Regions from separate parts of the Mus musculus genome. Here region 2 is linked to region 1. Evidence: chromatin contacts called from ENCODE Hi-C or POLR2A ChIA-PET data. All regions are on one chromosome and are shown on one strand. The core of a region is the stretch at or near the end of the contact, and the rest is flanking DNA. Distances in the headings are between cores, read along the strand shown. Region 1 holds the start of Clock (circadian locomotor output cycles kaput). Region 2 holds the start of Cep135 (centrosomal protein 135).

Region 1 (4,285 bases), core at 1,492-3,991:
GAGCTACATACATGATATTCAAGTGAAAACTAAATGCCACTTTGCACTAGAGTGACTGTCATATATCTGCCTCAAACAGAAACAGCACAAACATCCTGGCCTACCAAATAAAAAAATACTGGTGCCCATGCAACTAGTCCCCATGGAATATTATTGTCACTAGAGGGAGTTTTTGAGTATTCCCTCCCTAAAATTGCATCCACTCTCACACAACACCCTTTCAACCTTAACCTTGCTGTCAAAATTACGCCTGCCAGCAGAACTAGACACATCATTAATATATGTTTACACAATCTGTTATCACAAATGGTTAGGTTTCTTGCATTTAATTCTGAATTCTGTTTTCCTTAAGAAATAATCACATACACAACACATGTACATACTCACACATATATACTCACACATATATACTCACAGACACTCTGACACACACACACACACACTCAAATACACATACATATATTTATATTTCACTGGGGTTCATGTCTGACTTCCTTGAAGAAAATAATAGCTTCCCACAAGAAAAGTCACTCAGCTAAATAAACTGGTTTATTATTATTGTAAACAGAATGTAAACATTGAGGTAGGGATCGACGAAAGGAAAAAAAAACTATAAAACTATAGTTTTTAAAAATATAAAAAGGAGGCACTATACTACCAAAGAAGCGCATTCCAACTTTAACGCCAAATGCAGTCATCAAGGGTTAGCAAGTTTTGAATTTGCCTGTGATTTCAGCATCGTAAAATGTAAACAACAATCAAGTTCACCTAAACTTTCTCCAGTTTACTTTTCAAATATTAAGAGAAAAAAATAGAGAATGATCAAAATTCCCTATAAAACCTGTTTATAAATCCATAAAACATTAAAAGAATAAGACTATAAGCACATAAAGCATTTCATTTTCCACCCTTTCCCATAACTATTGGTTTTCTAGTATTTATTCTAGGACTTCCTCATATTGACGAGCAACACAGGCTATATGTAGTCTATATGTGTACACACACACACACACACACACACATATATATATATACACACACACACACACACACACGCACAAATATGGACATATAGATTATATATAGTTACACATACAACAGGACACAATTCAGCTTTCTTTCACTATATGACAATTTTTTGTGTCCTTTTTTTCACAGGTGATCCTGCCAGTTCTTCAAGCTAACCTAGGCACATGTTTCTTTCTCCTAAGATTTTAAAACAAACCAGATTTCAAGTGTTCTGTGGGACTCAGAGACAGTCACGAATTAAGTTACAGCCTATTCATTTTTTTTCAATCAGATATGAATGGGGATGGTCTGTAATTTTCTCTAGTCGCTTTTAAAACTACAACAATGCAATCAAGGGAAATTACCTTGCTGGTGATTTTGGGAATCGTTGCCCTAGTCCAATCAACAACGCCTGTAAAAGTTTCTTCTTGTGCTTTTCTTTCACTGCAATAGAAAACACCAGAGTCTGTTGTTTTTAAAGCATCTAGAAAGGCTTCATGCAGTGTGTGGTTCGGCATTGCAATATCAAAACACCACGGCCTGATCTGTCATCTGTCAGGTCAGAGGCCAAAGCTCTTCCTTCATCTTTCAGGATTCTGCTGACTACCTCGGACTTCCACAGCGGCAGAAAACACCCCACAAAGATACAAACTTCGTGGCGCTACTCCCGGTACCGGGACAGCCAGGACCACATCCAGGACGGCCAGCCCCACAGGCAGAGCGCGGCCCGGCGCGGCGCACGCGACTCGAGTCGGACACCCGGGGCCCAGAGCAGCCCGCGGCCCGAGCCCCGGAACCAGGACCATTAACGGAACCAGCCCTGGGCGGCGGCGGCCGCCGCTCGGACTGCGGATCCCGGCGCGCGCCGGCCGCCGCGAGGGCGGGGGCTCCGCGGAGGAGCTGGCCGCCCCAGCGCCCCATTGGGCGCCGCTCCAAACGTGCCCGAGTGGTGACAGGAATAAAGTGGGTCACAAGGCCTAGCGGGTCCCGGGCGCGAGCGCTCTCGGCGGCCGACTCGGCCTGCCCCGCGCTAACCCCGCGCCCAGTCTCAAGCGCGACGCGGCCCCGGAACCCCCGGGGCCCGCGGGACCCACCGCGCCCCCCTGCCCTGCAGGTAACCCCCAGCGGCCCCGGGACACTTGGCGCAGGCCCGGCTGAGCGCGACTCTCCAGAGCTCCGCGCTCTCCGCGTCCCCGGACCCCGGCCGCAGCTCCTGCCTCCCGGCCTGGCCCGCACCCCCTTGGCGCCCCGCGCCCTGTTCCCTGCCCCGGTCCCACACACTGCCCCCCGCGCCCTCCCGCGTCCTCACCGTGCCTGAGGCTCCGGCTTCCTCCCTCCCCCGCCCGGGACTCTGCCCGCGGCGGCTCGCGACAGCCGAGCGGCGACAGCCGGGACACGCCACGGCTCCGGGAGCCGGCAGCACCAGGGGCGGCGAGTGCGCGCCCCCGACCCACCCCTCAAAATTCACCGCTACCGCCGCGCTCCTCCCCCTCCCGGCCTTCCCCTCCTCCACGGAACCCGGGAGCACGCATGCGCCACCCAGGCCAGCCGCCCGCCGCGCGCCGGGCCGAGGCCCACCCGGTGGGGCGCACTCACCGGGAGCGCGTGCGCGGCGGCGGCCAGATTTCCTTCGCGCTCTCGCCGTCCGGGGTTTCCTCTCTCCAGCCGGTAGCCGCCAGCCGAGTCCGTGATTGCGCTGCCTCCCGGCGCATGCGTCGTGGGCGCGGGGCTCCGCGGCCGGCCAGGCTCTGCACTCGCCCCTCCCCTCGCGGCCGCCTTCCCTCAGCGCGCCGGGCGCGCATGCGACTTTCCCCGTTAGGCAGCCCCGAAGCCGCGCCTGGGGATCCCGGGCACCCGAGGAAATCCCACTCTTGCAGGCCGGCGTGAGCTCGTTCCACGGCCGCCGAGGGAAGCCGGGATGCCCCGAGGCCCCCTTCCCTTCGCAGGCCGGGAGGCGGGGCCTAGCGGAGGGTGCGGCCGCCCGCAGCGCCCTGGGCGGCTCGCGGTTCCCCGGGATGCGGCGCTCCCAACCAGTGGGAGCCGCCGCCTGGAATGGTGCCTCTGTCCCCGGGAAAGCAGAGAGCTTGGCCTACGCCAAGTTAGACTTCTCCAGCCCAGTGCTCGGTTTCCTCTCCTGGAGGTTCGTGGGATGCCTGGGACTCGGTTTCCCGGCTCCTAGAGACACGCTAGGCTGGCTGCTCCCCGAGATGGACCTGGACGACCCAAGTGACCTCGGCTGTAGCCAGGGAAGCAAAAGGTCGGGATGTGTTTGCTCCTTTTATGAAAAGGCAGGAGGCACTGCAAAAGATGAGCATGGCGCTACGGATGAACCAGGACCCTAGTTTACACTGGTTTCTTAGCTACTGCACCCGAATTACTGGGAAAGAAGCTAATTCATAGCAATTTCTTTTAAAAATCAACTCGTACAGCAAACAGAAGGCAATAAATAAACCTATACTCTTTAGCTCCAAAAATCCTGTCTACAAGGTAATGTTTGTCTCAATAAGAATTAAGTTCTTGGTGTATATTCAGGAAAGAAAAAAAAAAAAAACCAACTTCAAAACTAGGAATTAGCTGCGATCCCCCCCCCCCCCCCCCAGCAATGTGAACTAGGAGGAGAATCCTCAAATTCCTGGCTACGTAGCCAGAACCCTGCCAGGAGAATCTTTCCTTGGCAGTCTTTGTACCGTTTCGCCATCGAAAGGCACAGTTTCTGCTGTCCTAATCCATCTGCTGCTCGCTTAGGTTCACGTCCTTTGAACCCACCCATTCTCCACTCTGTCCTTGTGGTCCAGGCAGGACACTGTGGAGGAGGAAACCTTGGGTTCTCTGTCTCAGGCTGGCAATTACTGCCAAGAAGATTGTTTCCCAGTGAACCTGATACTGAAAGAAAATAATCTTTTCTTGTGTGACTAATGAAAGAGCAGGCACCACGAAGGGAAAAACCAGAAAACAGATTAAAACATGGTGATATAGCCTAGATGCATGAGCGCTGAAATCGATGTGGGCTAGATTCCTTTGGAAAGTTCAGTTAAAGTAATCAATAAACTCGTGAATGTGTTTGTTTTATTGCTTAAAACCAATAAGAGCTTTTCTGCCATCTACAAGTTAGTGTCTTGATCACTGGTAGTAAAAAAGGGGCAGGAGGTAAGGGTACTGAGGCTGGTAAATAGGTTGCAGCCAAATGAATTTGAATGCTTTCCCTGGGTCAAATGTTTTGGCTTTATTCATTCTCTTTTTCTATTATAGTTCCTCTAGTGTGTGTATACACACTATA
Region 2 (4,547 bases), core at 537-3,036, 280 kb after region 1:
GCCTCTGTTATAGGTCTGAGGTGGTTCGGAGATTCGCCAGTCTGACCATTAGTAAGTTTTAACAAAGAAGCTACTTTCATATACAGACACCAGTTCAACACCCAGATTGGGAACTCCTGAGTGCAGCACAGCCCCCAGCCACCTCAGTGGGGGACTTACACAGGCAAAGAGCACAAAGTCATCTCATGTAAAACAAGCTTTTGTTTACGAAGCAGAAACAGTAGTTTTGTTAAAGTTGTGCAAAACCAGGCAATTTTAAAATCTAACCCATTGGAAGTCCATTTTTGGTTTCTGCTTCTCTCAAGCAGTTTTAAAGTGAGCCATCAATATAATGTTAGCCATCACATCCCCAGTGACACACTTTTCCCAACAAGGTCACACCTCCTAATCCTTCCCAGACAGTTCCACCAACTAGGGGTCATGCTATTCAAGTATATGAGGCTATAGGGGCCAATCTCCTTCAGACCACCACATTTCAGATCTAAACTACAGCATCAGTTTTCAGTGAAAGCAACTCTTTTACCTTTACATCTGGCTTTCTTCCTCCTTACAATCAGGACCCCACCAGCCTCTAGGCAAACCTCATTCTAAGTGTTTCAGGAACTCCTGTTGGTGCTGATATTAAGTCTACAAAGCTCACTTTCTGTGGTGAGGGCATCTGTTTTCCTCCATGCCTCCACAGCCATGCAATTTGCTTAAAGCGCTAGGACTTGGGTGGGAAGCAGCAGCATTCTGCATTCTCATCTTTCAAGTTTTGTGTGCCAGGATCCCTGACCTTAGGCCTCGGAGGTCAGCAGTGACCCTGACTCTGGGTTATCAATGCCACTTGGAACAAAGGCTAACTGTAGCTTTCAATCCCATGTACCCCGTTGTATTTCTTCACTGAGTTTTGTTCTAACATTTAGTTGGTGTGTGTTTGGGGTAAGGGGGGCCACCAATGTTATCTATCTTCACTAGATGGCTATGCACAGCCAATTTCTGATATTTATGACTTTTTTTAAAAAAGATATTTGTCTTTACATAAACATATGCTTACTTGTATATGTGCAAGATGGTATAAAAATCTCTACAGGATTCATTAGCTCCTTAAAACTTCCAATTAAAAACGGACAAAGCACACAAAATGGAGACTGAGACGTGAAAACAAAGAATGAATCGGCACAGAGCAATTCACATCCCAACATACAGTTCCGTGCTGAGCAGTGGACAAAGTACATAGTCAGAGGAAAGGCCGGCTTGGTAAGGAATATAAGCAGAAACAAACAACAAAAGAAAACAAAACACGCACAAACAAAAACTCAACTCTTAACCATCTAGAAAGTTTTTAGGAGAGTGGTGGACTCTGGGGATTTGACCATGATCTTTGTAACCATGAGCAAGCTATTGTAAGCAATTCATTTCAATTTAACATTTACAAATACTGTGACAGATGCTAGAGAAATACAGTTGAATAAAAGAATATCTGATTCAAGGAGCCCACAATTGGAAGCAGCAGGGAGAAACGTAAACAAGTAGGTTTTGATGGTCGGATTCTATTCTGGGGGTTTACATGGGTACGGGGCAATAACTGTTATCAAGTGGTAGCCAGGAGAAGCTGCAAGGACAGTGACATCCAGGGGGAAGACAGGGCGATCAGCAGAAATTCACCTGTGAAAGGTCATTGGGGGTTAGCTGATGGTTACCGCCAGCGGCCAGTTGGCAAGGTCCTCGGGCACCGCAGAGGTTCGGGCTCCCCGCCAGGGGGCGCCGTAGCCCCGGCATCGGCCGGCCGTTACGTTTCCGGGCACCGAGGGCCGAAAGCCGCCATCTCCGGGCGGCCGGCGCGCGCGCCGCCACTGTGGGCCGCTCCGGTCCGTTACCGGGGCAACGGCGGCGCTCCCTCCTTGTGGGCCGCGACCGTCTCTCTCCGCGCCATTTTCAAACCGCGCTCGTGCCGGAGCCATTGGCCGCAGCAGGACGAGCCAGCGGGGACAGCGGGTCCGGAGGGCGATGTACCTCGGGACGGAGCGGCGGTGAGGCGCACCCGGGGGAGGCCGCGGGGGCTGGGCCGGGTCGCGGGGCCTCCGGGGCGGTCCCCACCCCCACCCCCGAGCGAGGGCGGGAGCCCGGGCGCTGCCGGGAGGAAGTGCGGGAGGGCGGCGCGGGGACCGTCCCACAGTCCGTCGGTCCGTCCGTCCGTCCGTGCGGCCCGGGGCCGACCCGAGGAGAACTGCCGTTCCACCCTCCGGCCTGAGCCGGGGAAGGACTGCTTGGCCGCTCCGGCCCGTGCCCTTTGCGGTGCCCGCACTCTGGTGTTGGTTTTTTTAAACGCTACTGTATCCGCAGGTTGCATATTTCTGAGAAAGTAAGAGGTGCCCGCTTTGAGACAACAACGCCCCAGGGTTTAGTGGACAGCTAGTTGTAACTGCGGAACCTACCCTTTTCGGCTGTTTTGATTTAAAGCTTGTGATCTGGAATATAGGGGAAACCCTAATATGTACATATCACCCCCCAGCCTGGAGGACTTTACTTATTATGGCCCATGGTCTTTTGATTCGTATTCTCATTCTGCCTTCATGAAGGATGGAGAAAGATGGTTTCCTGGTACCCGGAGTTGGCAGCTGTCAAGGAGGGGGCATAGTTCTTGGAGTTTGCCCCGCTAATTTATCTTGTCAGATGTTTTTCTTGTGAGCACAGGAGTTTCTGTAAAACACCTCCGGCATCAATCAAGTCCTTTTGTGGAGGGACCTAGAAAGCCCTAGGGGAAGCCTCTAAAAGAAGATCCTAGATTTGTTAACGGGGATAACCAAGAAGAAACACTAATTTAGAAGTAGCCCTGTGGTTGGGGAAGCTATTTTCTTGGGACAGCCTTCTTGGCTTTATGCTTTAAATAGGAACGGTGACATTGGTACTCGATCCCACAATGGGTGTTTGGAGCATCAGGTTTTGCATGTATTCATTTATGTGCACTTATAATTTTTACTAGTGGTGAAGGACATAATTTTTATTTGATTTAGAAACATGAGTTCTATGACTACAATTTTTTGGCAAAGGTTAGAAATGGTCTCTGCATAACTCAATTTTAGGGCAGATTGGTAGAGATAATAAATAATCATAGGTGTTTGAGAAGACAAGTATAACAGCTGGAGGTATTGCCCAGTAAAGAGTGCTCTCCTACCATGTCATAGGCTCAGTGCTTAACCCTGGATACGGTAAACAAACAAGCATAGAAATAGACAAGCATAAAAATGTATACTGAGCTACTTACATGTGTGTTACTTAAAAAAAAAAAAAAAAGGAAGTAAGATTGGGCCTGGTGGTACACATCTGTAGTCCTAGCACTCAAAGGCACAGGCAGAAGAAAAAGATGGGGCTGTCTGGCCAATAATATGAGTTCTAGACCAGTCAGGATGGTATATTTCAAAATAATGAAAAGAACCAATATGGGAGTGAAATTTACACGGTGAAATGCACCTTCAGTGTGCCTTTAAGCACTTTCCATGAATGTCTGTGCCTGGGTAACTTACCCCAGGCAGTCCTCTATCACTTTGGGAAAAAAGATCTATCCTTTCCAGAGACTCTCCAGAGGCCCGTGAAACTGTTTCTAGCCCGCGTAGGATAGCTTGTTCATCCCCTTTCCAGCTCTGTACAGTTACAGGTGAAGCTGCTGGAGTCTCCCTGTGCATATTCCTGTCCGTTTTCTTTTGTAAAGCTGTAGGAATAGAATTATGGTGTTATCAGCTAGGACTGTGTTTCACTTAATAGGAAGCTGTTTGGCTCGTTCCACAGTGGTTTTCTACTCTCTGGGTGGTGTGTGGATTTCTTAAGCTGAGAGTCTTTGCATGTTACGCACCTTTTCATATATTTCCCTCAAGATGCCTTTTGCAAGGTGTCTTTTCAAATGTTTGTACAACTAAAGTTTAGTTTTAATACAATTTTCTAGATCAGTCAGGATGTTATAAGGCCTTTGTCTCAAGACAATGAAAAGAACCAATATGGGAGTGAAATTTACATGGTGAAATGCACAGACCAAATTATCCTTGGGGGGATAATTTGAGACCAGGTCTCACTATGTATCCCTGGGCCTCCGACTTACTGTGTACAGTGTACAGGCTTGTTTCTGCCTCCCAAATTCTGAGATTAGAGTCATGTGCCTCCTACGAGATCTTGCCCCAATTTTCTTATTGGATTGTTGTGTTACTAAGATCCAAGAGTTTATTTTCTATTCAGTATGTAAATATTTTCTTAGATCTTGTGAATATTTTCTAGTACTCTAGTTTTCATTCCCCACTCGCATTCCTCTTTCTTGATGTTTCAGAGCTCGGATCCAGAGCTTCCCAATACTAAGAGAGAACAACCATTAAGCCGCATCCTGACCATGCCTTTACATTTTCCTTACTAGCATGTTTTGATGAGTTGATAGTTTCTACTTTTATGAGGTCCTACTTAGCATGTCTTTCTTTTATGTTTACTGTCACTAAGGGGTGCCCTGTGGGTTGTGGACATAGTCCCCTGTAGGGCACTTGCCTAGAATGAGCAGGATACCTGCCTGCCTGCCAGCTACAGCT

The links. Hi-C counts contacts between places; a loop is a spot of excess contacts on that map. ChIA-PET counts read pairs that join two places held with the same protein, here RNA polymerase II (POLR2A).
Region 2: a loop to region 1 is called in a map of heart, with 14 times the contacts of the local background. The contact joins the promoter of Cep135 here to the promoter of Clock in region 1. A Hi-C loop is called at or near these places in 1 of 37 maps with a recorded cell type or tissue (heart). POLR2A ChIA-PET finds 5 or more read pairs at or near these places in 1 of 5 experiments (Patski).

What each region holds. Positions count from the first base shown.
Region 1 is chr5:76,302,051-76,306,335 of GRCm38, forward strand. It overlaps Clock (circadian locomotor output cycles kaput), which reads right to left and starts at 2,742. Exons shown (of 23, transcript NM_001289826.1): 1 at 2,605-2,742; 2 at 1,374-1,452. It overlaps Gm7467 (predicted gene 7467), which reads left to right and starts at 2,826. Exons shown (of 1, transcript NR_152171.1): 1 at 2,826-3,477.
Region 2 is chr5:76,586,913-76,591,459 of GRCm38, forward strand. It overlaps Cep135 (centrosomal protein 135), which reads left to right and starts at 1,787. Exons shown (of 26, transcript NM_199032.3): 1 at 1,787-2,012.